Regions from separate parts of the Homo sapiens genome. Here region 1 is linked to region 2. The links are chromatin loops, found by intact Hi-C in ENCODE. Cell type or tissue: PC-9. All regions are shown on one strand. Links, peaks and the distances in the headings refer to the core of each region. The heading gives the core; the rest is flanking DNA.

The links. A loop is a pair of places that touch in the nucleus more often than their neighbours do. Peaks named below come from ENCODE experiments on the same cell type or tissue, not always from the same donor. Only the 100,000 strongest peaks of a DNase experiment are listed, where the experiment ranks them.
Region 1: a loop joins it to region 2, with 2.5 times the contacts of the local background. A loop is called at or near these places in 10 of 110 quality-filtered maps.

What each region holds. Positions count from the first base shown.
Region 1 is chr5:32,323,353-32,339,740 of GRCh38, reverse strand. No RefSeq gene overlaps it. Among named protein-coding and RNA genes, the nearest start is that of MTMR12, 19 kb to the right of the region's middle. In PC-9, for the core only: CTCF peaks have their summits at 9,986 and 10,187 (motif pointing right); DNase peaks (open chromatin) are centred at 8,370, 10,210 and 13,310.
Region 2 is chr5:32,099,607-32,115,994 of GRCh38, reverse strand. PDZD2 (PDZ domain containing 2) reads right to left here. Exons shown (of 25, transcript NM_178140.4): 24 at 14,756-14,890; 25 at 5,063-8,026. The coding sequence ends at 7,860. It overlaps LOC105374711 (a long non-coding RNA gene), which reads left to right and starts at 7,804. Exons shown (of 4, transcript XR_007058716.1): 1 at 7,804-9,707; 2 at 9,815-9,871; 3 at 12,043-16,388. In PC-9, for the core only: no CTCF peak of the experiment used is centred there; no DNase peak of the experiment used is centred there.

The DNA.
Region 1 (16,388 bases), core at 5,514-13,513, 220 kb before region 2:
AACAGCTTTAAAGATTATTGACAAAATAAAAACATTTGATCTAAATTATACAGATTGGATATTAGCTTTACTAAATTCTTTAAGGTCATAAACTGCTTCCTTGACTTTTAAAAATTGTTCAATTTATTTTGGAGTGTTAGATTCTACATAAGGCCTGCAAACATGTGGAATTAACAGTGCTCCCTAACTATACGAAGAAGGTTATAAAGAAAAGAGATTTTATATAAGAAAGACCTTGTATAGTAAATTATTGTCCTAAAATAAAATAACTGGTTATTTAAAAACAGAGATGTTCAGGACAAGTCAAAGTCCAAACATGTCATAGATGGTCTGTGTAAGTCGTGAAAGGATTCATGAAAGGAAATTTGTCCACCAAAAGTAAAAGTTGTTAAGAGTTACCAATAAAACATGTAATTGAGACTGGAGAAATAGGTTCATGCACAAGGTGTGAGAGGAAAGTAAAATATGTTTTTCATAAAAGATTATAAAAAGGCATGAGAATGTAAATTTTTGCCTGATTTAAAGGATGAAAAGATTTTTAAATTAGATAACATAAATCTAAAAGTTGAAGCAAATTGTGGAAAAATTAATCTTGTAAAAAAAATTCTGTGTGCAGCCAGGCGCGGTGGCTCACGCCTGTAATCCCAGCAGTTTGGGAGGCGGAGGTGGGTGGATCACGAGGTCAGGAGATTGAGATCATCCTGGCTAACATGGTGAAACCCCATCTCTACTAAAAATACAAAAAATTAGCTGAGCATAGTGGTAGCTGCCAGTAGTCCCAGCTACTCAGGTGGCTGAGGCAGAAGAATGGCATGAATCCGGGAGGCAGAGCTTGCAGTGAGCTGCGATCACGCCACTGCACTCCAGCCTGGGCAACAGAGCAAGACTCTGTCTCAAAAAAAAAATGTGTGTGTGAACATACTGGCTAAATTTAAAGGGTTATTATTTGGTTTTCCATAAATTGAACATCGAAAAAAAAACACAACAGGGTTTTCTTAAAAACCTGATTTACTCAGCTGGGTGCAATGGCTCATGCCTGTAATCCCAGCACTTTGGGAGGCCAAGACAGGCAGATCACCTGAGGCTGGGAGTTCGAGACCAGCCTGACCAATGTGGAGAAACCCCATCTCTACTAAAAATACAAAATTAGCTGGGCACAGTGGCACATGCCTGTAATCCCAGCTACTCGGGAGGCTGAGGCAGAAGAATCTCTTGAACCTGGGAGGCGGAGGTTGTAGTGAGCCCAGATTGCACCATTGCACTCCAGCCTGGGCAACAAAAGCAAAACTCCATCTCAAAAAAATCTTTCACAAACATTGTAAAGGGTTATAAAAGGTTTATAAAAATCTCACCTCATGGTCAAACTGGTTAAGCATAATATAAAGTGTTTTAAACCTTTAACATCTTTAACAGACTCCCTCAAATCAAATTGCAGCTTCAAAATTGTCTTATCTAACCTCTAACTTTGGGATACTACAGAGGGCCCCAAGACATCCAAAAGAAAGGTAAACAGGATTATTTAACCTACGAAGTTACATGGGAAACATTGTCAAAATAAAAATAATGTTTAACCTTCTTCAGGTTATGTTTTAATGAACAATATTAACATATGTTCCAAAATTGTATGGGATTTCTAAAATTCTAATGTGTCTGAGTATATGCTATCAATCATAATTAGTTATTATGTTAAGTCATCATAGACCACAGAAATAACCAAATTTCCTTGTCAATTGTGTCTTTTTTTTTTTTCTTTTTTTTAAGACGGAGTCTCGCTCTGTCGCCCAGGCTGGTGTGCAGTGGCGCGATCTTGGCTCACTGCAAGCTCCGCCTCCTGGGTTCATGCCATTCTCCTGCCTCAGCCTCCTGAGTAGCTGGGACTACAGGTGCCTGCCACCACACCCAGCTAATTTTTTGTATTTTTTAGTAGAGATAGGGTTTCACCGTGTTAGCCAGGATGGTCTCGATCTCCTGACCTCGTGATCCGCCCGCCTCGGCCTCCCAAAGTGCTGGGATTACAGGTTTGAGCCACCACACCCGGCCTCAATTGTGTCTTTAACTATAACTATCTAAAGTCATTTCCACAGTTAATTGCTTAATACTGATGCAGTTTCTGAAAACTTTACAAACACACAAAATCCCAGAATATGGTGTCTTTTAGGAGATTCAAGAAAAGATAAAAAGGACCCTAAAAACACTCTTAAGTACAGGTTTCTAATAACTTTAGAATCATATCATTTAAACTGGGGAAGAATTCCCGGTTTGATGAAAAGACTGACTGGTTTATAAAACTACTAACCTAAATAGACAAAAATTAATTGAATACCAAGAAAATACTTTACCAGATTTTCATGGTAAATCAACTGATACTGAAATCACTTAAATATACAATTCAATAAACTCCATGGTCTAAGTCAAATTACCCATGATAATCCATCAGTTATCAGTACTATGCACCTAATTTAGAAAAACAACTGGTATTCAAGAAGACCTAAGTCTAATATTAATTAAACATGGACTTATGGAGAACCAAGAAGCCCACCTTGTCTTTCCTGAGTTCTTAAAACTTTTGTTACTAAAAGTTATGCATTCCATGACTCATCATGGAAAAGATTAAATAATCCAAATTAAATATATTGGTGTGGTAACTTATAAATTGCTAAAATAGTTTATAACCAATGTTTGGTTTGTCAAACGCATATTCCTGTGAAGACAGTCAAAGCTTCAGGTACACTCAACTACCTGATGGGTCATTTAAACGTTTATAAAGAGATTTCATTAAATCATCATTTTCAATACATGTTTTCTGATTATATAAAACCTTTCCCATACAAGAGGACTGATGTTATAACACTAAATTATTATGCCACAGTATATTTTCACCAGGTAAAGAAAACTTTTTATGATTCACTGAGGACAATCAACTCCTTCACAATCTAGAACCCAAAGATTGCAAGAAAGACCCTACTTGCCATTGAAGACTAAGCTCTAATTTTTTTATCTTGCCCAAATTCTTATCCAAGGGGTCTGAGGAGTCATGCCCTACAAACCATAAATTCTCATCAGATGGGTTTTATTTAACCCTATATTCATGACTTACTTTCCAACCTGACTCTGGCATTACAAGACAAAGAAGAAAATCAAAATATTGTACCCCAAAACATGTTTCTTTGCCATATCTTGAAATGGCCCTGAAAAGCTGTCCTTTGTGGGGGAAAATTTGCATCTGTAAAGAATCTCTATTAATATAGCTAGATTTTTTTCTTCCAGGCTCTCCCAATCCTAAAGAGATTAACTGAAAGTCTAGCACCTTTTAAAGATCTGAATAGGCAACACTTGTCATCTATTGTCTCTAAGGGCAGCCACTATAAGACTTCAAAAGAACCTTGGTCTTCACAATCTTTTATCTTAACCTGAACGTTTATTTTCTATTGATCCTAGGTCTTTAGACAAACTCGACCAGTTGTTAACCAGAAAATGTTTAAATTTACCTATAGCCTGGAAGCCCCCCGCTTTGAGTTGTCCCACCTTTCTGGATCAAACCAATGTATTTCTTAAATGTATTTAACTGATGTCTCTATGCCTCCCTAAAATGTATGAAACCAAGCTGCTCCCCGACCACCTTGGGTACATGTTCTCAGGACCTCCTGAGGGCTGTGCACAGGCCATGGTCACTCATATTTGGCTCAGAATAAATCTTCTCAAATATTTTACAGAGTTAGACTCTTTTCATTGACACCATCCACACTGCAACAAAACTTCAAGACCTTGAACTTTGAGTTTATAATCTTACAACTGAGAAGAGTCCCTCCACACTCTTGGAACTGTACACCCATTAGAACCCTGAAGGTAAAACTAACCAGGGAAATTTATCCCCAGAAAAAGATGAAATCCTTGATGTGAACAACTTTTCCCAAGATCACAGATCAAGACTTCCACTATCATGAGACTCTTATCTTTGAATACTTTTTCCTTATTTATGCCTCTATAAACAATAGAGATGAAAAGGGGATGTTATGCACACTTATGGGATATACATTTATTTGTAAATGATTTTACAGCCAGCCTTATACACAGATAACCTTATACCTTGACAGATAAAAGATAAAGACCCAAGGTAGGTGAAAAACTTTAATGGTACATACGTTGCCTCATAATCAGTCAGAAACAGAACATTGATTCATTCCTCTTAATCCACATCATCGGTTAAAGATAACATTGCCAAGAGGCCTTCACTCTCCTAAAAATACATCATTTGTTAGGTTCTTTTCCCACGGTTTGGAATAAAAGAAACAATGATTAGAAATCTATCCCTTATGATAGGCTCTATAACGAGTTCTACTGTAAAGACTATAGTTACCCAACAGACTTTAAACTCTCTCGTAAAAATTATGCTAAATTGTAGAATTGACTAAACAGAAAAGTATCTGTACAGCTACTGGCACTTGTGGCCTATAGAGAAATACATCAAATGTAAATTATCAAAATTCAGTTGTAGGGAATTAATGAAAAGACCACTTAAGCGAGTAGACTCTTCATGTAACTCATTCTTCGATCTATTTGATTTTAGCTGGTTTCATTTATAGAGACCCTGAATAAAGAACATACTCCAAACTCTTGGTATTATCCTCCCAATAGTCATAATAATAGTCTCCCTGGTACACTGTATTCTCTCAGAGGCTTTAAATGTTTACATACAGCCATCTCTAAAATGTCAAATTGTCTCTCTTCAACTGGAATGACAAAAACTGAAAGAAGTATACGGCCATGAGGACACTATAACCTATGAATGACATACTGAGATCAGAAATGCAAAATGGTAGTAACTGAGAGTGACGCTAAGGCCCTAAATTGTGGTCACACGCTCACCTAAGTGAGAACCTGACCAAAAAGGGGGAATTTTTAAACAAAATTATGGGAGGCCATTGTTTTGGACTGAACTCATATACTAGACCCCAAACAGACCAAACTAAACAAAAGTGGAGTCACTCATGCTAAACGTGACATAATCAAACTAAAATTTTAAGGAAACACATAAACACTAAACCAGAACACACCAGGTTTTGTTTTTCTTCTAAAAATGGGACCTTCCAACATAGGTAGATACCCTCTACTCAGTCCTTGCTCCTACCTTTGCAAAACTCACTGTTCTGTTTCCCAGTGGGTTTCAAAATCAAATAAATACATTTATGATGGTGATAGTGACATCAATGACTAAAGTTTTAGTCAATCTTTTAAAATTGAGAAAATGACCAAAAGGAGGGAATTGTTAAAGCAAACTAAATATGGCCCGAGAAGGACTCCATTCTTCTATATTTGAGTCCTTGCAGATGTACTGTAACCTAGCTTAATAGACAAGATTGAAAACCTAATTCAGGAGCATGAGCGCTTATAACAATAGCTGAGTCTTGGCCAATCCCAGTGGCCATACTTCAACCACTCATAGACTGCTGCATGTTCAGACTGTGTTCAAATAGGACAAACGCCAACCTGTAACCATTCCAGCTGTTTTTTTGTTTGTTTGGTTTTGGTTTTTTTTTTTTTTTTTGAGGCGGAGTCTCGCTCTGTCACCCAGGCCGGAGTGCAGTGGCGCGATCTCCGTTCACTGCAAGCTCCGTCTTCCGGGTTCATGCCATTCTCCTGCCTCAGCCTCCCAAGTAGCTGGGACTCCAGGTGCCCGCCACCACACCCCACTAATTTTTTGTATTTTTTAGTAGAGACGGGGTTTCACCGTGTTAGCCAGGATGGTCTCGATCTCCTGACCTTGTGATCCGCCCGCCTCGGCCTCCCAAAGTGCTGGGATTACAGGCGTGAGCCACCGTGCCCAGCCCAGTCCAGCTGTTTCTATACTTCACTGTCCATTTCTGTGCATCATTTCCCTTTTATTGTCTATAAATCTTTTTCCACCATTTGGCTGTGCTGGAATCTCTCTGAATCCACTGTAATTCTGGGAGCTGTCCAATTCGCAAATTGTTTTTTGCTCAATTAAACTCTTTTAAATTTAATTCTGCTGAAGTTTTTCTTTTAAAAGTGTACAGAATTATAAATTCATGTGTGTGTGTATATATATATATATATATACTGAAGCATTATTGGCAAGTGTGCAACATTAAAAACAATTGAAATTGTCCCATAAGGACTTTAATGAAATACAGCCCAATCATCTAAATTAATATATAGACCAGTAAGTCAAAAGGAGAGTGCTGGCTGGGTGTGGTGGCTCACACCTGTAATCCCAGCACTTTGGGAGACTAAGGCAGGAGGATCGCTTGAGCCCAGGAGTTTGAGACCAGCCTGGGGGCACAGTGAGATGTCATCTCTTCAAAAATTTTAAAAGTTATCTGGGCATGGGTTTATGAACATATAGTCCTGGTTACTGGGGGACTGAGGTGTGAGGATCCCTTGAGCCCGAGAAGTCGGGGCTGCAGTGAGCCATGATTGTACCACTAAACTCCAGCCTGGATGACAGAGTGAGGCCCTGTATATATATTAATTAATTAATTAATTAAAGGGGAGTGCCTCATTTTTAAATATCATTCCTTTTTCAATCCCTGTTACTCATGAGATGTGTCAACTCCTCAGGAATGTTAGGTCAGGAAAAGACGAAATAACTATGTAGGCGAATAACACATGAAGAAATCTACTTTATAATGTTTGATGAAAAAAAATCAGGTCATAAAACCAGGTGTAGGCTGGGCGCGGTGGCTCGCGCCTGTAATCCCAACACTTTGGGAGGCCGAGGTGGGTGGATCGCTTGAGGTCAGGAGTTTAAGATCAGACTGGCCAACATGGCGAAACCCCGTCTCTATTAAAAATAAAAAAATTAGCCGGGCGTGGTGGCACACACTTGTAATCCCAGCTACTCGGGAGGCTGAGGCAGGAGAATTGCTTGAACCTGGGAGGCAGAGGTTGCAGTGAGCCAAGCTCGCACCACTGCACTCCAGCCTGGATGACAGAGCCAGACTCCATCTCAAAACAAACAAACAAACAACCAAACAAAAAAACAGGTGTAAATCATTATTCTTTTTTGTTTGAATAGACATGAATATACATATAGACCACTCTTCCCCAAAATGTTCTTGTGTTTACCCTGTGTAGTATGATTATGGCTTGTTTTCTTTGGGATTTTGATTTCTATTTGATTAAAATTGCTAATATCTAGTTTCTAGGATTTCTGTAATTATTTTTCCTACTTAATAGTGAATTAATTAATAATTCTTAAATAATGATGACTTAATAATTCTCTTTTTTTTAAAGCTGTAAGCTGGGCACAGTAGTGCATGCCTGTAAGTCCCAGCCATTCGGAAGGTTGAGGCAGAAGGATGGCTTGAGGCCAGGAGTTCAAGACCAGCCTGGGCAACATAGTGAGACATTGTCTCAAAATAAAATATAACATAAACTTTAAATTTAAAAGGCGTAAAACTTATCCTAAGGATAAATTGCAACATGCTTAAGGATAAATTGCAAACTTTTTAGCATGGTATTCAAAGCCCCATCAACTGTGGCTCCAACCCGTCCTTCTTGTCTTGTCTTTGACTTCTCCCTGTGTTATAACCAACAGTAACCTCCAGAGCAAAGTCCTTGCTCTCACCTCCCCACATATATGCATGTCCTGCTTTTTTTCTGAGTTCAGCCTCACAGACCTTTGTGAGATGCTTCTTCTCTGACCGAGTGTGACAGAGTCTTTCCTCTGGGATGGGGAAAGGTGTTGTCTTGGTGACATGAAGAGACCAGTAAAAAAGGAGAACAGAGCTTTCTAAAAATGAATGGATTACTTCTCTGCCCCTACGTTGTTCCAAACTGAGTTTCTCTTGTCATTTTCTTTTCAGTTGATGTCGTCTCACATGAGGTGAGAAAATAAATGGACTCCTCCCGCTCCCCGCCCCCTTTCTGGCTCCCAGTTCAGCTAAGCCATAAAACTTCTTTTCAGACAACTTAAACGTGTGTAAGATATTTGCAGTGTCTGAGGTTGCCTTGTTTGGTGCTGTACTTGGCTGCTCTCAGAACCCGTTCCAGAGGCCAGGTGAATGAATGGTGAATAGACTCCAGTGTTCTGGAGGGAGGTAGGGGGACAGGGAAATGGCTGATCATGAACAACGCCCAAGCAGAAAAGTTAGTCTATAAAATACAGAGATGTTTCTTTGCAGCTTAACAATTTCTATTCCTTATGTTCTCTTTTTTACCTTTGGACAAAAAGGATTTTTAAAAAAATTGTTTGATTACATTTTAACCTTGAGGCAGATGACCTTTACAAATATTAAACAGTGGGCCTTTCACAACCTCCGGGTTCTTTTACAGCCACCTGAACAATAAGCCCTTCAGCTCTTCAGTGAGTAGGAACGGTTAGCCAAGCCCAAAACAGGTCTAACTGCACTTTAAGCAAAGATCCAGTATCCCAGCAGGGAGGCACGCCTGGCCTGTTTTTATTTGAGAAGGTTCTCCCAACCCCTAAGTCAGCAACAGCTTCCTTCTTTCTAAGATCATTAGGCTCCAAACACCAGCAGCCCTCCTCTGCGGAAAAGAGGCGTCTTCTCATTCTTCTTCCAGGTTTTCAAACCCTATTCAGCCCTGAACAAAATTTGGAAGGAAGAGAAGATTGTCTCAGTGTCATCTTCCTTCAACTTGAAGAACAGACAGCCTGGTTGTTCTCACCCTTCCCTGATCAGCTCAGCCCAGCCAGAAATTCTCAGATCTAAACTTCATGCTTTGATCTCAGATAAAATCCAGAAGAACACATTATTTTTATTTGTGATGCGCAGCCTTTGTTTGATTGAATGACATGTAAAGCATTTAATTGTGTCAATCTTAATAATTTGAGACATCAACAAGCTTCTTCATTCCTCCCTCCTGGATGGAGATCATCCCTAAGTCAGATGCCTGAACTTGACCTCTATTATCCTGGAATGAGTCAAGAGAAATTTAAATGGGGAGCACAACAGGTTTTTCTAGCTGCTACTTCCCTCTCCTACATCCCAACTCTCTTCCCTCCCAACATGACCAGGCACACATACACATACACGCACCATGAGGGCTCTGAGCCAGGAGAGAGACAGGTCTGGAAAGAGCGCAGGGAGAAGGAGGTAGTGTCATTCCACTTATCACCTCCCCACAGTTTGCCTGTCATTTGGGGGATATGAGAGAAGAAGGGGCCTGAGTCCTGCACCTCTGTCTGAGAGTTTTGTAGCTGATGGACCTCCTGACCAACTCCCTCGACCCTGCCACACACGCACGCACACACATACTTGCATGCACACACACACACACATGCATACGCATGGTATGGAGTGGTTGAAATGGAGCCATGGTCTTTCCAGGTGCTGCAGAGCTTGTCTCTATGTCTCCCAAGTTTTCCACGGCCCTCAAGTGAGACACAGCAAGTAATTAGGAGAGAGAGCCAAGGTGCAACTGGGAGGCCGCCCAGCAGAGGAAATGAGCACACCGGTTCAAGGACATGGCATAAGCCAGCCAAAGGGTGAGAAAGGACTTAGCTGCATCTCTGAGGAAGCAGCGAGCTGCACGGGAGCAGGAAGGAGTGATGGCAGGCCTGAGTTAGCACCCTCCAAGCCAAGCACCTTCCCTGCCAAGGAATGGACAAGCCCAGCCCTGGGACCCAAGTCAGGGAGATGGGCAACCCCACCCATCCCATCCCAAATAGAGGCTCTGCGCACTCCTAGAGCCTTCAATTCAGCCCAAAGGGGAGAGGGAGGAAAACAGAGAGAGGAGCTGGAAATGAACTGTGACTGGCTCATAAGGCCTGGATTGACAAAGAAAAAGCTCAGAAATAACCACATTCAGTTGCCTACATCAGACCACTTGGCTTAGAATCAAGGTTCAGAAGTTACATGGTCGGAGTAAGTGTCAGGGTGGCACTGACCAGCACTGTGATCCTGGGCGAGTTGTTTTACTTCTCTGGGCCCTGTGACCCCACCTTCAAAATGAGTTTTCTCCCAGCCCTGGGAGTTACAGTTCTATAGCGCCCAGGTGGCCTGCAGCTCAAGCCGAGTTTCCACTCCATGCCTGATGTGGTTGTGGGCCCAGTAAGTGTGCCCAGAGGAGGCCTGGTGACAGAGGGCAGGGAAGGACCAGGCCCAGCCTCCTTTGTCATTTTCCTTTATGCTGTGCAGCTACGTGGGAGAATTTCCCAGTCTGTGCTGAGAATACCTTTCTTGCCACCACTTTTGAAATCGTCCTGTAGAGGGCACAGTGTCCTCGTCCCCGCGGCTCCCATGGTTCAGTCAAGTCCTGAAGGCTTTTCTGTCCATCTGCTGATCTACTCAAAGCACTGAGGACGGCACTTTGGGAACAGGGCATATTGGGGAGCGCAGGAGGGGACTTTGACCGTGAGGAGCTCGCAGTAGCTCTCAAGAAGAAAAGACACGGACCTATACCAGTCAATCCGAGACATATTCACGTGGACAGACTAAGATAGCAAACAGATTCTAGATGCTTAAGAATTCAGAAAGAGGCCGGGCATGGTGGCTCAGGCCTGTAATCCCAGCACTTTGGGAGGCCGAGCCAGGCGGATCACCTGAGGTCAGGAGTTCAAGATCAGCCTAGCCAAAATGGTAAAACCCCATCTCTACAAAAATACAAAAATTAGTCAGGCATGATGGCGAGTGCCTGTAATCCCAGCTACTCGGGAGGCTGAGGCAGGAGAATCGCTTGAACCAGGGAGGCAGAGGTTGCAGTGAGCCGAGATCACGCCACTGCACTCCAGCCTGGGTGACAGAACAAGACTCCATCTCAAAAAAAAAAAAAAAAAAAAAAAAAAGAATTCAGAAAGAGGGCAGGGCGTGGTGGCTCATGCCTGTAATCCCAGCACTTTGGGAGGCTGTGGCGGGTGGATAGCTTGAGGCCAGGAGTTCGAGACCAGCCTGGCCAACATGGCGAAACCCTGTGTCTACTAAAAATACAAAAATTAGCCAGGTATGGTGGTACACATCTGTAATCCCAGCTACCTGGGAGGCTGAGGTGGGAGGATCGCTTAAACCTGGGAGGCGGAGGTTGCAGTGAGCCGAGAACACGCCACTGCACTCTAACCTGGGCAACAGAGCAAGGCTCTGTCTCCAAAAAAAAAAAAGAATTCAGAAAGAGTCTAACTCTAGACCACTTCCAACAGTCTCTAAGGAAGATATTAAAAGAGCTGGTAGCACTGAGAGTAGACATTTGGATGGGATGACTTGGCGACCCACGCCAAGACAGGCAGAAACAGAAAATGGTAAAGTTCTTGGTAAAGGCTCATGTTTTAATGTTAAAATTTAGATTATTTTAATTCCTACTATAAAATGGCTAATATTATCTTATACAACTTTCACCTCAGTTAAAAAAAGCTACACTGAGACAGCAAAAAAAATTAATTTATTTACTGTTGGGGCTAGGAAATAATTCTCATGGCTCAAAATCCAAAAGTTTAAAAAGGGCATTTTTTTTCCAATAATTTCTCCAAACACCCAGTTTCCTTTTGTTTGTTTGTTTGTTTGTTTGTTTGTTTGTTTGTTTGTTTTGAGAGAGAGGCCTACTCCGTCACCCAGGCTGGAGTGCAGTAGTGTGATCTAAGTTCATTGCAACCTCCACCTCCTGGGCTCAAGCAATCCTCCTGCCCCAGCCTCCCAAGTAGCTAGGACTACAGGCATGTGCCACCACGCCAGGCTAATTTTTGTATTTTTTGTAGAGATAGGGTTTCACAATGTTGCCCAGACTAGTCTTGAACTTCTGAGCTCAAGCGATCCACCCACCTCAGCCTCCCAAAGTGTTGGGACTACAGGCATGAGCCGCCGTGGCTGGCCCAGTTTCCCTTTCTTTTCTTTTTTTTTTTTTTTTTTGAGATGGAGTCTCACTCTGTCACCCAGGCTGGAGTGCAGTGGCGCGATCTCGGCTCATTGCAAGCTCTGCCTCCTGGGTTCATACCATTCTCCTGCCTCAGCCTCCCGAGTAGCTGGGACTACAGGCGCCCGCCACCACGCCTGGCTAATTTTTTGTATTTGTAGTGAGACGGGGTTTCACTGTGTTAGCTGGGGTGGTCTCAATCTCCTGACCTCGTGATCTGCCCACCTCGGTCTCCCAAAGTGCTGGGATTACAGGTGTAAGCCACCACGCCTGGCCCCAATTTCCCTTTCTAAAAGCAATGAATGTTATAGTTCCCTTTGTATATATCCAAAGACGTTCTATGCAAATATAAAGAGATAGGTACCACTGTGGGAGGCCGAGGGGGGAGGATCACCTGAGGTTGGGAGTTCAAGACCAGCCTGGCCAACATGGTGAAACCCTGTCTCTACTGAAAAATACAAAAATTAGCTGGGCATGGCGGCATGTGCCTGTAATTCCAGCTACTCAGAAGCTGAAACAGGAGAATCATTTGAACCCGGGAGGTGGAGTTTGCAGTGAGCCAAGATCGTGCCATTGCACTCCAGCCTGGGCAACAGAGTTAGACTCTGTCTCAAAAAAAAAAAAGAAAAAGAAAAAGAAAAAAAGAGATACATGTAGTCTATAATCCACCCGTTTTTACAGATGCATACTGCTCTGCCCCTTGCTTTAATCACTCACTGTATCTTGGCTTTCATATAATATATGTCAACACTCTAAACACGTTATATTTATTAACTCATTCAATCCTGTGAGGTAGTTCCCATTATCATCCTCACAACCACTTTTATAGGTGAGAAAATTGAGGTCCAAGAAGATAAATGCATCATTAAGGGTCACATATTTAGTAACTGGTGGAGGCAGGACTTGAACCTAGGCAGTCTGAGTCCAGAATATCTGCCTCCAACCATGAAACTTTACAACCTTTACACATGTATATCTGTAGGCTAAACTTTTAGAAGTCAAAGCCCTGAGATGGTTTATTTATTTATTTATTTTGGAGACAGAGTCTTGCTCTGTCACCCAGGCTGGAGTGCAGTGGCCCAATCTCAGCTCACTACAACCTCAGCCTCCTGGGTTCAAGCAATTCTCCTGCCTCAGCCTTCCAAGTACCTGGGATTACAGGCACACACCATCATACCTGGCTAATTTTTATGTTGTCCAGGCTGGTCTCAAACTCCTGACCTCAAGTGTTCCCCTCAACCTTGGCCTCCTGAATTGCTGGTATTACAGGCATGAGCCACTGCACCAGGCCGTGAGACAATTTTTGATGTACATTGCAAAATTACCTTTCCTCTTGTCCCATCAGTTGACACTCACACCCTAATGGATGAGAGTCCTCATTTCTGCAGTCCTCACTGAGGACTCACTTAATATTGTAGTGTCAGTGGTTGGTTAGGTGCTCGTGATAAAGGAGACCATCCCTGCTCTTGAGAACTTCCAGTCTTATTAGGAGAGGCTAAGAGGTGAGTCACAGTGACCACTGGTAACCCCTACTTGATGAATAAACCAACCAGGTCATTAACTTGTGCTTTGAAGAAGGCAGAATACAGATCACAAAGAGTAGGCTCCTCAAGTCTCCCACCATGCGACCAGCTTAGGTTGTGTATTTTTTGAAACAGCAAAAAAATGAAAGCAAACAAACAAAAATCAATAAATCACCACAAAGTCTTCCCAGCAGGCCCTCATATTATGACACCACAAGATTAAGAACAATCCAAATGCTTTTTCATCCAGGTCTGCTCCTCACCATCTTCACAGGAGGGCTGAAAGACCCTTTGTTGCAGTAAGAGGCTAAGAAATTTTCTAGTTCCAGTGAAAGAAGAGAGAAGTCTGCAGACACCAGACCATTTGCTAAAGGTGAATTTTGGCAAGAGGCATTTTAGTCCTTGAATATATATACAAATTATATATACATAAAAACAGGTCCTAGTTTGTATCCACTTAAAAGTGCAGGCAGGAGGCCCGGTGCAGTGGCTCACGCCTGTGATCTCAACACTTTGGGAAGCCAAGGCCAACAGATTGCTTGAGCCTAGGAGTTTGAGACTAGCCTGGCCAACATGCTGAAACCCTCTCTCTATAAAAATTAAAAGAAAAGAAAACTGCAGGTCTAACCAGGGTGCTAGAGTTTTGGTTTCTGGTTTTTTTTTTTTTTTTTTTTTTTTTGAGATGGAGTTTCGCTCTTGTTGCCCAGGCTGGAGTGCAATGGCACAATCTCGGCTCACCACAACCTCCACCTCCCAAATTCAAGTGATTCTCCTGTCTCAGCCTCCCGACTAGCTGGGATTACAGGCATGAGCTACCACGCCTGGCTAATTTTTGTATTTTTAGTAGAGACAGGGTTTCTCCATATTGGTCAGGCTGGTCTTGAACTCCTGACCTCAGGTGATCCATCCGCCTCAGTCTCCCAAAGTGCTGGGATTACAGGTGTGAGCCATCACACCTACCTAGAGTTTTAATTCTTGCTTCTGTGCTGAGTCAGTCACTGGCCTCTCTGCGTTTCATCTAATGAATGCCATTTCACTCACTCAGGTGAAAATATTTATTAAATTCCTGCTATGTGCTAAGCACCTGTTAGATACATATGAGTAAGACACACAAATAGGCTGCTTCAAGTGACTCCCAAGAGGAGGAAATGCAACTGGCTATGCTTCAACCATCTGCCACAGTAAAATGCTCCTCGCCACAGCTGGGAGTGTGCTGCTGCCTGTCAGTTTCAGTTGTCTGTGGGAAGAAATGGAGCTGCCTTTGGTCTGGCATACATTTCTACGTGAGCTAAGATTTGTTCCTATTTATAATTCTCCAAGAAAGCTTAGGGAAGCATTAAGAGAAAGAAATGTTCATGAAGTATTTTCTGTAAAGTAAAATATTTCAAAGTCCAGGGGCTTCCATCCGTGTTTATGAATAGATGGAAAATTATTTGACCTCAGCATACAGGAATTTGTCAATCAGTTGGGAGACTCTCCCAAGGAGATTTGACCCCACACCCTAAAGACCAAGTAAAAATATGCTGATAGCTGGAGAACCTTAAAAGCAAGATGGAAAAAAATATAAATAAATAAATAAAAAGCAAGATGGAAGCAGATCTCAGTTTGTCCTCTGTACTCATTCCATTTCTGTTTTTCTTTCTTTCTTTTTTTTTGTGAGACGGAGTCTTACTCTGTCGCCCAGGCTGGAGGGCAGTGGCACGATCTCGGCTCACTGCAAGCTCCGCTTCCCGGGTTCACGCCATTCTCCTGCCTCAGCCTCCCGAGTAGCTGGGACTACAGGCGCCCGCCACCAAGCCCGGCTAATTTTTGGTATTTTTAGTAGAGACAGGGTTTCATCGTGTTAGCCAGGATGGTCTCGATCTCCTGATGTCGTGATCCGCCTGCGTCGGCCTCCCAAAGTGCTGGGATTACAGGCGTGAGCCACCGCGCCTGGCCCCCTTTCTGCTCTGTAAAGAAAGTGTGGGAGCCAGGCGCGGTGGCTCATGCCTGTAATCCCAGCACCTTGGAAGGCTGAAGCAGGTGGAACACTTGAAGTCAGGAGTTCAAGACCAGCCTGGACAATGTAGTGAAACCTCGTCTCTACTAAAAATACAAAAATTAGGGGGGCGTGGTGGCGCATGCCTGTAATCTCGGCTACTCAGGAGGCTGAGGCAGGGGAATGGCTTAAACCCGGGAAGCAGCGGTAGTAGTTAGCGGAGATTGAGATCGCGCTGCCACACTCCAGCCTGGGCGACAGAGCAAGACTCCCTCTCAAATAAAAAAAAAAGAAGGAGAAAAAGAAAAAGAAAAAAGAAAAAAAAAGCGTGGGTTTTCATCACTGCATCAAAACTGATTCTGGAAGTGAAATGGGAAAGTTCCCTTGTCTCCCTCGAAGGGCGTGCGATGGGGGTGTGGCTGTCTCTTTGGTGCCCCACTGCTCAAACCCCTAGGGGGAGCATGCAGATGGGCAGGCTGTGGGGCTCCGACCCCACGACAGTGCCTAGGGCTGAATGCTTACAGCTCCTGAAGCCCTAGTGGGCATGTGTTACAGGGAGCTCCTTTAGTTTAGCCATCCATAAGTGGCTTGTGTAGTCAGCTCAATTAGACCCTCTGCCTTACCGCGAAGACAGAGGGCTTTCTGTATCCTGGGGTTTCTTGCCTTGGTGTACCAGAAGAATCAGATCACACGTAGGCTTGGAGAATGAGCGCAAGGTTTTATTGAGTGGAAATAGCTCTCAGAAGATGGGGGACCCAGAAGGGGATGGAGTGGAAAGGTGGTTTTCCCTGGAGTCAGCCACTCAGTGGCCTGGCCTCTCCTCTGACCGCCTCTGCCAAACTCCGCCTCATTCTGCTGGTTGATGGCTTGCTGGCTTGCCGGTGTCTGTCGGCGTGCTCTTACGCCAATGCGTTCCTCTCAGCGTCCAGCCGCCTATGTCTTCCGCTGGTGTGTTCCTCTCATATCCAGCGCCTTTTTTTTTTCTTTCTTTTTTTGAGACAAGAGTCTCGCTCAGTGGTCCAGGCTGGAGTGCAGTGGCGTGATCTCGGCTCACTGCAACCTCC
Region 2 (16,388 bases), core at 4,511-12,510:
TTGTGGATGTTTACTGTGTTTTTCTATATTAACTGTGTGTGTGTGTGTGTGTGTGTGTGTGTTGTGTGTTTCCCGGGTGTGTTAGTGGGGATATGGGGAGAATAGAAAACTATGCCAGTGTTCCTGGCATCTTGCTTGAATCCACTGGGATAGCCCCCGGTAGTTTTTAGTTTGTATATAGTCTGGTTAAATTGTGAGTCTATTGCTTTGTAGATTCTGAATTTAGCTTCATGCTTAGAAGAGCTTATTCACTTTATGATTAAAGGAATATATTTAGGTTTTTTGGGATTGTTTTTGTTTTTGTTTCCTTTCTTGCTTTTAAATCTTTGACCCTTCTGGAATTTTATTTTGATGTCAGGGATTTTGTTGCAAATGGACTAGCTTTTTCCTCTCTCCAAAATACCTAGCCAATTTTCTCAACACCAGTTATTGAATATATTGAATAATCGGTGTGTGTGGTGTTTTGTTTTTGCTTTGTTGCTGCTGATTTAAAATGCCCCTTTTTTTTGAATTTGGAATTACTATATATTTGGGTCTGTGTTCTAGTGGTTTGTCTGTCTAGTTCTATAGTAGAGGAGCCAACATTTTAATTATTACAGCTTTCTGATAATATTTTAATACTAGTTCCCCTCTTACTCTGTCTTTTCAAATTTCTTGTGGCTATTTTTGTGTGTTTATCCTACCAGATGAACTTTAGGATAATTTTGTCAGGTTAAAGAATTTGAGATTATGATTGGACTTATAAATTAGCTTGGGGAGAATTGAGATCTTTATAGTATTGAGTCATCCTGTCCAAGAAGCTATACATATATTTACCCCCCTTTTTTTAGTTATCTCTTACATCCCTTAATAGAGTTTTATAATATTTTTAGGTCTTGGCCAGTTCTTGCTAAGAATAAATTTATATTTTCAGTTGCTGGCATTCATAATAGAGTATTTCTCCCATGGTATATTCTAACTGGTTATTATTTATAGAAGAGCTGGTGGTGGCTCACGCCTGTAATCCCAGCACTTTGGAAGGCCGAGGTGGGCGGATCACAAGGTCAGGAGATCGAGACCATCCTGGCCAACATGGTGAAACCCCGTCTCTACTAAAAATACAAAAATTATCTGGGTGTGGTGGCATGTGCCTGTAGTCCCAGCTACTTGGGAGGCCGAGGCAGGAGAATGGCATGAACCCATAAGGTGGAGGTTGCAGTGAGCTGAGATCGCGCCACTGAACTCCAGCCTGGGCAACAAGAGTGAGAGTCCATCTCAAAAAAAAAAAAAAAAAGCTGGCCGGGCACGTTGGCTCACTCCTGTAATCCCAGCACTCTGGGAGGCCAAGGCAGTTGTATCACGAGGTCGGGAGATTGAGACCATCCTGGCTAACATGGTGAAACCCTGTCTCTACTAAAAATACAAAAAATTAGTAGGGCGTGGTGGCAGGCACTTGTAGTCCCAGCTACTCAGGAGGCTGAGGCAGGAGAATGGTGTGAACCTGGGAGGCAGAGCTTGCAGTGAGCCGAGATGGCGCCACTGCACTCCAGCCTGGGCGACAGAGCGAGACTCCGTCTCAAAAGAAAAAAAGAAAAAAGCTGTTGTTTTGGTGAATGTTAATTTTTGTGGCCACCATACTGAATTTTACTATTTTAATAGTTTTTCAATTGGAACTTTTGTGTTTATATGTACCCAAGTTTTGTCATGTGCAAATCATAATACTTTTGCTTTTGTTATTTATAGCTGTTTTTAAGAATTTTACATAATTGGGCCTGGTACAGTGGCTCACACCTGTAATCCCAGCACTTTGGGAGGCTGAGGTGGGAAGATCACCTGAGAGGAGTTCAAGACCAGCAACATAGAGAGGCCCTGTCTCTACAAAAAATAAAATAAAATGTTACCTAGTTATATTGGCTTATACCTCCAGAACATTGCTTTTCAACAATCATACTTTTGAGCATCCTGTGCATGTGTATTCCTGACGAATGGGAATGTTTCTGGAGTTCCTCCATTAGAGCATGATGTAGGCTTTAGTGTCTGTTGACATCATCCATTCATTCAGACAGAGCTTCGCTCATCACCCAGGCTGGAATGCAGTGGCACGATTTCGGCTCACTGCAACCTCCACTTCTCGGGTTCAAGCGATTCTCCTGCCTCAGCCTCCCGATTAGCTGGGATTACAGGCGCATGCCACCACGCCCTGCTGATTTTTGTATTTTTAGTAGAGATGGGGGTTTCACCATGTTGGCCAGGCTGGTCTCAAACTCCTGACCTCAGGTGATCCACCCGCCTCGGCCTCTCAAAGTGCTGGGGTTACAGGTGTGAGCCACTGCACCTGGCCTCTGGACATCTTTCATGAAGATTCTTTTTCTCTTTTGTCCTGTTAATGTAACATACTACATCTATAGATTCTTAATTTCAAAGTGTTCACATATTCCTGGAATTAACATCAATTGTGCATATTTTCTTTAATGTACTGCAGAATTCTATTGGCTAACATTTAATCAGGATTTTTCAAGTTCATCTTCAATGTCACTTAGATGTCTACAATTTTATTTGACTTGTTGCTTCTAATGTGGCTTTGGTTTGGTAAGGTGATTGTTTTAGTTTTACTTCTACCAGATCTGTATTAATCTCATTAAGTTTTCTTACTGCTCTTTTGAACTTGTGCTGCTTAGAAGCCACGTTTACTTAAGTACATTGAGAGTACAAAACAGTTTATATTTAGAATTTTCCCGAGTCATCTTCCAAATTATATATTTACTTCTTTTTTTTTTTTTTTTGAGACAGAGTCTTGCTCTGTCACCAGTCTGGAGTGCAGTGGCGTGATCTCAGCTCACTGCAAGCTCCGCCTCCCAGGTTCAAGTGATTTTCCTGCCTCAGCCTCCTGAGTAGCTGGGACTACAGGCACGTGCCACCATGCCCAGCTAATTTTTGTATTTTTAGTAGAGACGGGTTTCACCATGTTGGCCAGGATGGTCTCGATCTCTTGACCTCGTGATCCACCCGCCTCGGCCTCCCAAAGTGCTGGGATTACAGGCGTGAGCCACCGCGTCCGGCCTCCAAATTATATTTTTATCTGCCTTTTGCATAATTGTATTTCACTCCTTGTATTCTCCTCCCTTCTCTTCACCTGTTCTGAATTCGTAAGTAGGACCCTTGCTGAATTTGATTGTTCAGTGGGGATAAGTGAATTCTACTAAGCCTGCCATTTGCCCAAGATTGATCAGTGGTGGATCCTTTATAGCTCTCTGTGTTTAAGCATTGTTCAAATCGTCTCTTAGGACAAGAGAAGGAAGTTGGGGACTAGCTGATTTTAATCTTTGAGATACCCAGCTGTTTTGAAGGGATCAGGAGGCTGTGTGGAGTGATGGTGGCCATGGCATTTATGGGGTGAGGGCGAGCTGGGGCAGCTAATCTCTTACTGAATCAGTTAACTGCAGGTTCCTGTTTGGTGGGGGCTCCCCTCAAATCTGGCCTGCCACCCCTGACCTCAAGTGATCCTCCTGCCTTGGCCTCCCAAACTACTGGGATTACAGGAGTGAGCCACCGTGCCCAGCCTGGTTTTACATCTTACACATGGTATGTAGTTTTCCATTTCATATAATGGGTTTGTGGCTATTTCCATTTTAAAACTACCAGAGTTTCCCTCTGTATTTGTTCATTTCATTGGGTTTCGAGGAGGGGAATTATGCAAACAAGCACTCTGTCTCCTAGGAAAAAGCTCTACCCAAGTAGGGGCAGGGAACCAATCAGAATTTCAATTTTGGGAAGTATATAGAAAATCAGGCAGGCAACAGCTTGTTACGTCCAGAGAAACTCTGTGGTATTGAATGGGGCCAAAATGATGACAAATGGCTTTCACAGGAGATTTCTAGGTAAAGAACCGGTAAGGACTGGGGATTAGGATGCTGTGACCAGCAGAAACAGACCTGAAGTGGGGAGGGTGCTAGGTGAAGCAGAGTTCCTCCCGTCTGAGGCCAGGTCACATGCTGGGTCCTGTTCTGAGATTCCTGCAAGAGGCCATCTTGCCTTTTTCCTTGCGTTACTGTAGGTTGGTATCTCCATCTTAAAACCAGGGCACCTAAATAAAGTAGATGCTTTTTTTTTGAGATGGAGTCTCGCTGTGTCGCCTAGGCTGGAGTGCAGTGGCACGATCTCTGCTCACTGCAAGCTCCGCCTCCAGGGTTCACGCCATTCTCCTGCCTCAGCCTCCCAAGTAGCTGGGACTACAGGTGCCCGCCATGACGCCCGGCTAATTTTTTTTTTTTTTTTTTTTTTTGTATTTTTAGTAGAGACGGGGTTTCACCGTGTTAGCCAGGGTGGTCTCAATCTCCTGACCTCGTGATCCGCCTGTCTCAGCCTCCCAAAAAGTGCTGGGATTACAGGCATGGGCCGCCACGCCTGGCCAAGTAGATGCTTTTTATTGAGCTCTGTGAGGTAGGATCCCAGATCATCCAAGTAGGAGGGGGAAGGTGAATGGGTAGGGTTTTTGAGAAAAAGAACATTATTGTGAAAAATGAGAGGAAAAACTGACAAGGAAACAAGTGCTGAGTGGCAGCGAGGGTCCAGTTAAGGCTGGAAACTGTGAATTTACAGCAGCAGCGTTCTGTCTAGTTGTGGGATTTTCCTCTAGGAATACGGTTATAGGAACCAAGATGCTGGCTATTTGGAAGGGTCCAGAATCGCCTGGTAAGACACAACAGTGGGGCAAGGGATCTAAGCCTGTGGGCTGGGCAGAGTTTGCTGTGCTACGCTAGGGTTCTGGTCTGAGAAGGGAATGGAAGGGTGGAGTTCTGATAGGGAGAAAACTGTCAAGGGCTTTTTGAAAGTGAAGACGTGGGAGGAAGTGACCAGGAGGCTGGGAGCGTGTGGTAAAAGAGTAGGATGTTCAATTGTAAGAAAGATTTAGAGGTGGAAAAGTTTTGGATTGTGTCAAGATTGTGAGTGTGGCCTGGAAAAGGGTGGCTAATTTGAGTTCTATTGCCTTTGTACCTCTGATGCATTTAGGTGACAATAAACATTTCTCATCTCAATATTACTCTATTATTAACAAACAAACAGCCAAAAGAGAAAAAAAAAATCAAGTAGTAAGCAGAGTGTTTATTTTTTTTAAAATTACTTAAAAAAGGTTGTTTACAGAGATGTGGATTTATATAACTTGGTGACAACATTTTTAAAATGTACAGGCTATTTCATATTATTGCACTTACTCTTTAATATATAAGGCATTTTACTTTACATAAATAAAGGTTAATGTATAATATCATACAAAGTTATGGTGCCAATTAAGTCAACCATCAAATTCAATGAGATGTGTGGGAAGATGGAAATGAAACCCAGCCTACTTTAATCTTCATGGTATATTCTTGCAACTACGGTTTACTTGTTATAACACATATTTATTTACCCTCATAGCTTATTGTGAATGACTGACCAGTTAAAAAAAAAGAAACAATGACAGTTTTAGTAGGACAATACCATTAGTGTTCACTTCAGAAAGTGTGGGAATTTATTAGGCTAATTAGAAATACTAGTCATGCCTTGAACACTGAAGACAAATAAATAGCTTTCTATCTATCTTAGGGTCAAAGACAGTTTAGCTTTTGCTTCTTCCCTTAAATTTCAACTGTTTGTTGGCGAGGGAAACCTTCTGGCAAGATGTAGTAGCAGTGGCTGATGACTTTAGCATAGTGTATGTGGTAAGCCAGAGGTCTACCCTTGTACTCCAGATATGAGGATTAAAAAGACTTGCGGAAGGAGACCATTCCATTTGCTCCACATTGCACAAGAAATTCCTGTCTGTTCACATAGGGCTGTGCGTTTATTAATTAATTATTATTAGGCACAGCTGTAAGAGTGGAGGCGAAAAGCAGTTTTCAGTGTTGTTGACTTGAAATAGTCTTTGATTTAGGCAAGAAAGCAGAAACCACAAAACTGACCCCAGAGACTGAAAAACAATCAATCAATATCTATCAATCAAGCATGCACCTTGCACTGACTTCCTACAGTATTCTACCTGTAACTGTAGTGAAAAGTAGAAGTAAAATCAATAAGACCTTTCTAACTAACTCCTGTACCATATTTTCCTTTGTATTGCCAGTTGATGAGAAATCTGGACTCAGACAAGCCAGCTATTTCTCTCTCATCTGAAGGACCTCTCTAGGCCGACTTCAAAGATGTTTAGTGGGATTGGTCATTCAGAAAAATGATGATGTACAAAGCTGATGGCTAAAGCCCCTCCATGAATCTGGGGGTCACAGCCATAGACCCAAGCTGTAGGTTATTTAAAGAAGTATCTCCAACATAAAATCTTAGTGTCATGCACACAGGTATGGCAAATGCACTCTCCACTCATGTTGTCAGGGCTCAACGGGTTGGTTTGTGCCACTGAAGACGACCTGGCTTGTAACTACATTTCTGCTCCTTTACCTTGACTCACCCTGTTTCTCCTCCTCTTTATGACCCGATGAGAGTTTGGAATTATTTACCTAAGAAAATAAGGTACATCATGAGGAGAGAAAAGCCAGCTATGTGACGACGAACGGAATATCCAATCGGAATAGCTACTGGGAAGCAGCTCATGCCACCAGAGGAGGAGTGGCCAGAGTGAGTTTCCCAAGTAGCGTGAGTCACGACAGTCTTCTGTAGGAAAACATTTTTGGCAAAAGGAGGAAATTGCAAAGCGGGAAAACGAAAACAGCAAAAACTTAAGTCACTGCAGTTGTCATTATACTAGGTCAAGAAAAGAGATCCAATACTTAGAATGTTACATTTCTTAAACATGTTGGGAAAGAGGGAAAAAAACCAACCAGTCTCCTAAAAGGATTCCATTAAGCTCCTCTATTTGGATTGTACATACATTGTCTATAAATCCAAGGACACTTAGAAAGATACTTGATTTCTAAAAATTTAGTTTAAATTCATGGTTGGAGTGCATAAAATTCAGAAATGGAAACCCAGTGACTGACTGACTTGTGATATTTTTGTCTGCTCTTGGACTGACCAGTCTTGAATTCAAGCACTTATCAAGACAGGTTCAAAAACTAGTTGTAAGGTGCTTTTAGATGTTGACCTTTCTGCTCCCTCTAAGCAGTGAAGCTCATGGCTATTTAATACAGCTTATCAGAAGTGCTATTCTGTAAAACAGCCTTATGGCTTACACTTTTGAGATAGAAAATGATCAATACTTCATGGTGATCAATAACCTATTGAGTTGAACTTTGCATACGTACATTATACATTACACTCACTAAAAAATACTCTCAATTAATTATTTTGCTTTTTCCTTTTTGGACAATTCCTGAGCTCAGCCTAACAGGTCATAATTCATTTTTTTAAGTAAGTCTTATTCTCTTTTCAGGGTAACATATACAGACCTACATCTCCTCCTTCCATTGAATGTGCCTAAAAGCATTCTGTCATTTACTTACAAAATCATACAAAATGATTGATTGTCCTCTTAGGTGTGACATTTGTGTCCCCCTCAGACTTTTAGTTCCCTGATCACCAGGATTGGGTATGTTGGGAGAGCTGGCAAGAAGGAAGCAAAGGTCTAGCTAAATGTTTGTTTGTTTCAAATAAAGAAGGGTGTGTCACATCTTGTATCCCCATCAGTAAACATAACATAAAGGTAGGGGACAGGCACTGGAACGAAGGAACCCTCCCGGCCTGGGTGACGCAGGTGGAAGGCTTCTGGAGTTAATTTCATTGCTGTTGCACATACAGTTAAGTCAGGCTTCATGTGTAAGCACAAGCTTGGAGATTTTTATAGTCCGTGTCTGTACCAGTGTTGGCCATTTCAACAACCTGTGGTTTAAAGAAGTCACTCTGATTTGCTAAAGAAAGAAGAGAACTGAGAAAATGATTCTTGTTAAAATTCATGAAGAATTCCTATGCTTTCTAATTAATAACTGCACAGGTCCTTCTGGGACAGACTTCATAATATTCCAGGCATCAAAGTGCATGAGCCCAACCAGAGGTTTCCCATTAATAGCAAGAATTTCATCTCCAGCTTCTATTATTCCAGCTTGTTCAGCCGCACCACCTACGAGAATAAACACAGAATAATTAATAGCTTGGCAGTTTCATAGTATTCAAAAATCCTAAGTAAACTAAAAACTTTTAAGTGATAAAAATATCTAAATAATATATTATTGAATAGAGAAATATTTCTTAGAACACAAAAAGCATATATCCATAAAAGTAAACTGGTCTACAGAAAACAGTGCAACTCTAGCCCTCCTGCCGCCCCTCCAAACATAATCTGTAAGATAAAAATAAACTGACAAGGGGAAGATACTCTCTATGTATTTAATCAACAAATGGTTAACATCCAGACTAAAGAGCTACAAGTCAACAAGAATAACACAAAATAAAGTTGGGGTAAGGAAATCAACAGCTGAACTCCAAACAGCCAGTAAACACAGAAAAGCAGGTTCAACTTTTTTTGTTGTTGTTGAGACGGCCTCACACTGTCACCCAGGCTGGAGTGCAGTGGTACAGTTTTGGCTCGCTGCAGCCTCCGCCTCACTGGGCTCAAGCGATCCTCTCACCTCAGCCTTCAGAGTAGCTGCTACCACAGGCATACACCACCATGCACAGCTTTTTTTTTTATATTTTTGGTAGAGATGGGGTCTTGCCATGTTGCCCAGGCTGTCAGCTTCTAATTGTTAACAGATTCTGGCTGATATATGCAAGTTCTGAGAATCAGTGATTATGTGCTCATTAGTGACCATGGGGACTACTTACTTACAGAGTTTAGCATGTTCACATTATAGCTTTGTCTAGCTTTGTATGAGCTTTGAAAAAAATGCAAGTGTAAACCCTCCATTTACGTTCTCACACATATACTTCTAAAGGTACACCAGCTATGGAGGCATCTTATGGAAAAAAAATGGCATTGAAAGAAAAAGTCCCAAGTGTGAAAAAAATTTTCTCAGAAATTTTGATTAGACCTCAAAAGACTGAGCAGATGTATCGATTTCATCCTAAATTACTGAAAGTCGTTATTGAAATTATTGAAATAAATATTATGTGATAAAAATACAGCTTGGAAGAAATCCAGCCCACACAAGGACAAAAACATTTTCTGTGGTAAATGATAGAGGCAGTTAGTTACATTAGAAGAGAGACCTCACCAATATCAGCCCTGTAGTGGGCCCCAGGAAAATGATTTGGTCCCTAGTCCTTGCTTTTCTTGAGATAGATACATTTTTGGAAGGACCAAAGAACCAATTATATTTGTGTTAACTTAGTACCCAATGTCCTATTCTAGCATATTAACCGAAGGCCTTCAGGTTATGTGAAACAAAAGAATTTTGTGAGTGTTCACCTGGGCTTCAGGACATGGGAGGTTCCAGGCAACCAGAACAGCCTGACGCACACTGAAGGAGCAATCAGACTGGGTTTGGTCTCAAATCTGTGACTTCAGGCAAGTTACAGATTTCTCCAAACTCCAGTTTTCTCATCTGCAAAATGGTGATGATGATATCTGTCTTGTTATCTTACTAGGTTGTTAGAAGGACTGAATGAGATGAAGTAGAGGAAAGTCTTCTAGGACAGGGGTCCTCAACCCTTGGGCCACAGACTGGTGGCAGGAGGGCTGCACAGCAGGTGAGCAGTGGGTGAGTGAGCAAAGCTTCCTCTGTTCACAGCCTCTCACCGTCACTCACACTACCACCTGAGCTCTGCCTCCTGTCAGATCAGCAGCAGCATTAGATTCTCACGTGAGTGTGAACCCTATTGTGAACTGCATATGCGAGGGATCTAGGTTGCATGTTCCTTATGAGAATCTAATGCCTGATGATCTGTCATTGTCTCCCATCACCCCCAGATGGGATGCCTGGTTGCAAGAAAACAAGCTCAGGGCTCCCACAGATTCTACGTGATGGTGAGTTGTATAATTATTTCATTATATATTAAAATGTAATAACAGAAATAAAGTATACAATAAATGTAATGCACCTGAATCATCCTGAAACCATCCCCCACCCAAACCCTCACCATGGAAAAATTGTCTTCCACAAAACCAGTCCCTGGTGCCAAAAAGCTTGGGGACTGCTCCTTTAGGAAACATTCAGTGTTGTACAAAGCAGAGGTTTGCCAGCTTTTGGACTTTTTACACAAGAGAGAAATAAATTCTCTCGTTTAAACCACTGCTATTTTGGATTTCCTATTACATGAGGCCAAACTGAATCTTAACAGATTTGAGCAGGATATGTCTCTCTCTCCATTTACTCATAGATTTTTTAAAATTGTCCTTTAGAAAGCTTTTATGCTTTTTCCCAAAAAGGTCTTGCATAGCTTTTGTTGAACACATTCTTAGGTTCCTTATGCTTACCATGAATTGGTGTCACACAGTGCACAATCTGCATTTGGCTTTTTTTCATTCAACACTGTTTTTGAGCCGGTCCCAGTTAGTATATAGAGAGAGGTGTAATTTATTTTTTCAACTGCTATTTAGCTTTCCTTTAGATGAATATATTTTATTCTGCTACAGATAGAAATTTAAATTGTTTCATAGCTTCCATTTTCGTAAGCACTGCTAAAATTTTCCTTAAAGATTAACCAGTAGATACTTGCACGAGAAAAAAAATGTGTTTTCCTTTCTCCACATCCTTGCCAACACATCATAGTATGAGATTTTTTATTTTTGGCCAACTTGATAGATTAAAAGAATGATTTATAATATTTCTAATTTTCATCCAATACATTTAAGTTTGAGCATCTTCCTGTGTTTCTTGGCCACCTAGGTTTTAACTTCTGTCCATTTGCTATTGCTTTCTTTACCCAAACTTTCTCTCTTGTATTTTTCTTACTGAATTATATAGTTCTTCATATATTCTGGATTGATTGATTGATTGATTGATTGTTTTTTTTTGAGACAAGGTCTCCCTCTGTCACCCAGGCTGGAGTGCTGTGGCACAACCATGGCTCACCACAGCCTCGACCTCCTGGGCTCAAATGATTCTCCCACCTCAGCTCCTGAGTAGCTGGGACTATAGGTGCGTGCCGCCACACCCGAGTAATTTCTGTATTTTTTGTAGAGGTGGAGTCTCGTCATGTGGCCCAGACCGGTCTTGAACTCCTGGGCTCAAGTGATCTGCCCACCTTGGTCTCCAAAGTGCTGGGATTACAGGTGTGAGCCACGGTACCCTGCCTATTCTGGATATCAACCCTTTGTTTATTAAATATATTGTAAATATCTTCTAATCACTTACTTTTGAATTTGCTTATAAATTTTGCCATATAATGAACATTTTATATGTTTTTTTTTTTTTTTTTTTTTTTTTTTTTTAGATGGAGCCTTCTCTGACCCCAGGCTGGAGTGCAGTGGTGTGGTCCTGGCTCACTGCAACCTCCGCCTCCTGGGTTCAAGTGACTCTCCTGCCTCAGCCTCCTGAGTAGCTGGGATTACAGGCATGCACCACAATGCCCAGCTAACATATTTTTAGTAGAGACGGGGTTTCACCATGTTGGCCAGGCTGGTCTCTAACTCCTGACCTCAGGTGGTCCACCCACCTTGGGCTGCTTAGGAGGCTGAGACACCAGATTCACTTGAACCTGGGAGGCAGAGATTGCAGTGAGCAGAGATTGTGACACTGCACTCCAGCCTGGGTGACAGAGCTAGACCCTGTTAAAAAAAAAAAAATTCTTTATTATTCAAATGCTTGTTCTGTAATAACCTTACTCAAAGAAATCAGTCTTGCTATATTGTTTTCTAATGCTTGAGCTTAAAGACACAGGAAAACAAAATGAACAGAAAACCTGTACTCATGAAATTTGTAAATATGAAATACGAGATAAGGTGAATCCTGACCTCAAGTGATTCGCCTGCCTTAGCCTCCCAAAGTGCCGGGATTACAAGCATGAGCCACCATGCCCGGCCAGATAATGACATCTTTAGTCTCACTAGTTTCCAAAGGTGGGATCTGCCGTATCATACTCAGAAATACTTGAATGGCTTTCCCCAAGAACAAAACCACAGGCTTGCACACGAGAGCATCTAAAGCGCTAGTCTGTGGGACTGACAATTTTCTTCTTCTCTATCCATTTCCATAGCAGTTTTCACAGATTTGTGGCCAGATGCTAGAGACAAAGGCTGAGAAGTTGTCCAGGACGTCATATTCTTGCTTTGCTGGAGGCAGATCTGAAGGATGTCATCTCTCCTGTGGCTTCTTCTAGTGTGGGGTCCCGAAGCCTGGCTTCCCCAGCCGATGTGCTGCTTTAGTCAGCGTCTGCCCTGGTCCTTCGGTTCGCAGGCTCACACGCTTTTTTGGGTTGTGTCCCTTTGGACTGCAGAGGCTACGTGTCCTGTGACCAACCACGAAGGCGGCCACTCCCGCTCCCCTCAGGAGTGTCTTAAAATACCTCCATTTTAGCTACCCTATTGAATGACAGGTTAGCTGGGTGCTGGGTTTTCAGGTGATGGACATTTTCCCTCAGTCCTCTGAAGGTGTTGCTGGCTTCAGGCATTGATGCCGCCACTCTGATTGTTGTATGCAGTGAGCAAACTAGAATTTTCTCTTGGCTTTCTAGATTTTCTTCTTTATATTCTGAAACTTTATTATATCAAGGTTTGAATTTTATTTTTTTTGGAGACAGGGTCCTACTCTGTCATCCAGGCTGGAGTGCAATGGTGCAGTCCTGCTCACTGCAGCCTCCAAGTCCAGGGCTGAAGCGATCCTTCTGCCTCAGCCTCCTAAGTAGCTGGGATCACAGGTGTGCACCACTCTGCCTAACAAGGCTTGTTTTTTGTTTGTTTGTTTGTTTTAAATAAATACATTCAGATTGTTTTGCCCCTTGATGAGTTTTTCAGTCTGCATAGTCCTGTCATTTTTTCACTTCTGGAAAATTCTTAGTCATGATTTCTGCAAATATTTCCTCTCATTCTGTTTTTTCCTTCTGGAACTCTTTCATTACCTTTTTGTAGTCATCTCTTTATTTCCCTATACTGCATTTTTTAATGGTTTCTTCTGTTCTGTTTTTACAAATTCTATCTATCTTCACATGGATTTAGTCTATTTTTTACTTTTACTCATTAATTTAAAAATACATTTAACTCCATTTTCACTAATGAGGGTGTATGTGCATTTAGTTTTTACTTTTAAAGAAGCAGGGTCTTGCTCTGCTGTTGAGGCTGGTATTGAACTCCTGGGGCTCAAGCAGTGCAAGGAGCTGAGACTACAGGCATGCGCTACCACACCCAGCTTGCATTTTGTTTTTTTTACATATTTGCTTGCTCCTTCTGAATACCCTCTTCGGTCCTGTTTCATGGGTAACATTCCTGCCTCTGTCATGAATGGGGTGTCCTGTTTTTCGGGTCTGCTGGCAATGGATGTTGCCCTGTACCCTTCGTCTGAGAGCTTTCTGTTGTGAGGGCTCTTATAGTCGAGTTGCCACATGCTTGCCTGAGCCTAGTTCTCCTCCTTCTGCTGCTCTGTCAACTTGAACAGTTAACTTGATGAGTCTGAGGTTTTCTCTTCACCCTGGTACCATAGGTTCACACATAACAGAGACCTGACTCCTGATTTATGCCTGTCTTCTGCTTGCTCCGGGCGTTGGGAGCAGGCAGCCTATCCTGGCTGCCACTCGAGTAACGCAGACCTGTTGTGACCACAGTTTACTGGCAAAAGAGCAGGTCCCAGGCCTCTGCATCACGAGATGCTTCGCTCTGGCTGCCCACAGGGGTGCTGAGCCCCTGCTCCTGGGTGGGCACTGAGTCTGCAGCGCCCCTGCTCCTGGGTGGGCCCCAGCCTGCAGTGCACATTTCTCTGTCATCCTCCGCTTCCTCTGGGCCCCAAGGATGCAGCGCTGCTTACCACAGAGGCTTCATTTCCACTTTTGATCCATAGAGGGGTTTTTTTTTAAGTGTAACTATACATTTTTAAAAGTATTTTTTCCTATTAACACTATAGGTCAAGAGTGGAGAGAGGTTTTGGGATTACTATGCAATTGTAGAAATATCTCAAGGTCATTAACTAGATGGTCATTTAAAGAAACAACAATCCTTAGCTAAGAAGAATTGACCTTGTTATTTGCTGACCTACTTACTCTGTTACATACTGTAACTTTAAATGGGTTTCTGATCTATTTGCAAGTATAATTACATATCAATATTGTTCATACAATTATACTGTTAATATTATTAGTACAATTATGAGTTAATATAAGATTTTGAAAAACCGCCCAAGACCAAAAAATGAATTATGCAAGTTGATAAAGAGATGGATATTTACCAAGCATTTCAATAATATCTATCCCCCATCTTTTTTTTCCCACAAAGGCTATGCTTGGACTGTATTCCTTTCTTGCAGTCTAGCATTTACAAGTGTAGTATTTTAAGTCAATGAGATCTTGGCCAGTATTAAGTACTCCTGACTGGCAAGTCTAGTGATGTTACTTAGTGTGGTGTGTTCACATCAGAGAGAGGGGCCCGGAGTAAGGAACTGCTGCAGTACAGGGGTCAGGGACAGATGCTCTGGGGCCAGACTGCCTGGGCTGGAGCCTGGTTCTGCCACTTACAGCTGTGTGACCCTACGTGCCTCAGTTTCTCCTTTTGTAAAATAGGGATAATGATGACACCCACCCAATAGAGTTGCCACGTGGATGGCATGAGTTAATACATGTCCATACAGAATAAACCTTGTATGTCACAAAGCATTAAAAACAGTTTAGGTTTTTTGATTTCTAAATGGAAGGCATTTTTTTCATTGAGACATCCATGGAAAAATGACAGGTGAGAGAAGGCTGACTGAGTTGTCTAGAACATTACCTTTGTACACTCTTTTAATGACCAAGGGCCCATCTCCCGTCACCGATGATTTTCCCCCATCCAGACTCAGTCCCAGCCCAGCCGAGGTCTTCAGCACTTCAACACACAGAGCATCGTGTACAGCCACACTTCTCCCTGCAGCCGCAGCGTGCACCAAGATGAAAATGACAGGGTTGTTCATCATGCCACATGTCCAAGTCCCCCAGGATGCATCGCCTCCAGCCCCATGTACTTCTGGCACACTCAAGTCCCATCTACCCTGGGGCACTTACTTACTTATAACAGCACTTGAGCCCAGTAGCACTGTTGGCCTCCCAATTCTGGGGCTGCCCTCCTGGCTGTGTTGCTGCTGTACTTGCATCCTTTGTTCTGTGTTTTCTGCAAGCATTGGCAAATGCTTTTATGCCCAAGCAGAAATCCCCAGAAAGCAAAGTGCTCTTGTTAAGCCCCCCACACCGGCTGTGCACTTCTCAGTGAGGACTGAAGTCACACTTGGGGACTCCAAATTTGATTTTCTGCCAACCCTGGCTGCTAATGGCAGCAGCAGATCATCCTCTGGTACCAAGACTTGGCAGCACCAAAATGCCCAGTCTCATGTGAGACTGTTAGAATGGACTCCAAAGCCCCCAGGAACCCAGAGAGCTTCCTGCCTCCCCGCTCCTGCCACTCCTGCTCCTGCAAAGGGAAACCCTGCCCCTGGCTATGGCTGTCTTCACAAACACACTCGCTGCCTCTACTGGCATCTTGCTCCACTGTGAGGAAATGTGTTTCCATGGTGATGCCGGCTCTGTGTGCTGGTTTCGGGATAGTGGGCTGGTTTGAATCAGGATTGTAAACTTGCCTTGTACTTCCCTCCCTTGCCTGCCTACCAGCCAAGGACGTCAGAGTTGACTGCAAAGGCACACTTAGTTAATTGGGAGGCAGAGGAAGGACCACGGATGGATTAAACTGCCTGCTTCCTCTGTTCACTGTTCACTAGGGCTGAAGCCAAGCTAGCATTGTCTCCTTTGGACATAAAGGCCAGTCCATTGTCGTGGTTTAAAGAAGGCCACTCCACAGGGTCTGAAGGACATTTACTAACACTGGGGGGAGCATGATTTTTCAACAGGAAAATGGGTCTATTGCAGTGGCTCGAGTCTGGCTGCATACTGGAGTCACCTGGGAACGTGAAACGGTGTCTGGCCCCCACTGCGGCATTTCTGATTTAATTAAGCTGGGAATTTCCTGGGCATCAGGAATTTAAAAGCGTCCCAGCATCTCTACTGTGCAGCTTACTGCACCGGGCCCCCAGCTGGACGCTGTCAGTGTATGGTAAGGAATATAACTGCATAGGACCGGGTAGACCTGGGTTAGGGAGACTGAAGAACAGGAAACTGAGCGAGGTTAAGCCCTCCAGGCGCTCAGCGTTTGATTGATTGCTCTGCAGGGTCTGCTTCAAGACCAGAGGCCCTGAAGTTGCTGCAGGAATACTGAGTGATTGATTATAAATGACAGAAGGACCATCCAGATCTGAGTTCACGAGGCTTAAAAACTGGCAGCTGTGAGGATGAAGTGGTTTCCTTTGACAGTTTACAAGGATCCCACTGAAAGTCCACCAAGTGGTCGAGACAGTTTTGGGGCAAAGGCAAGCATG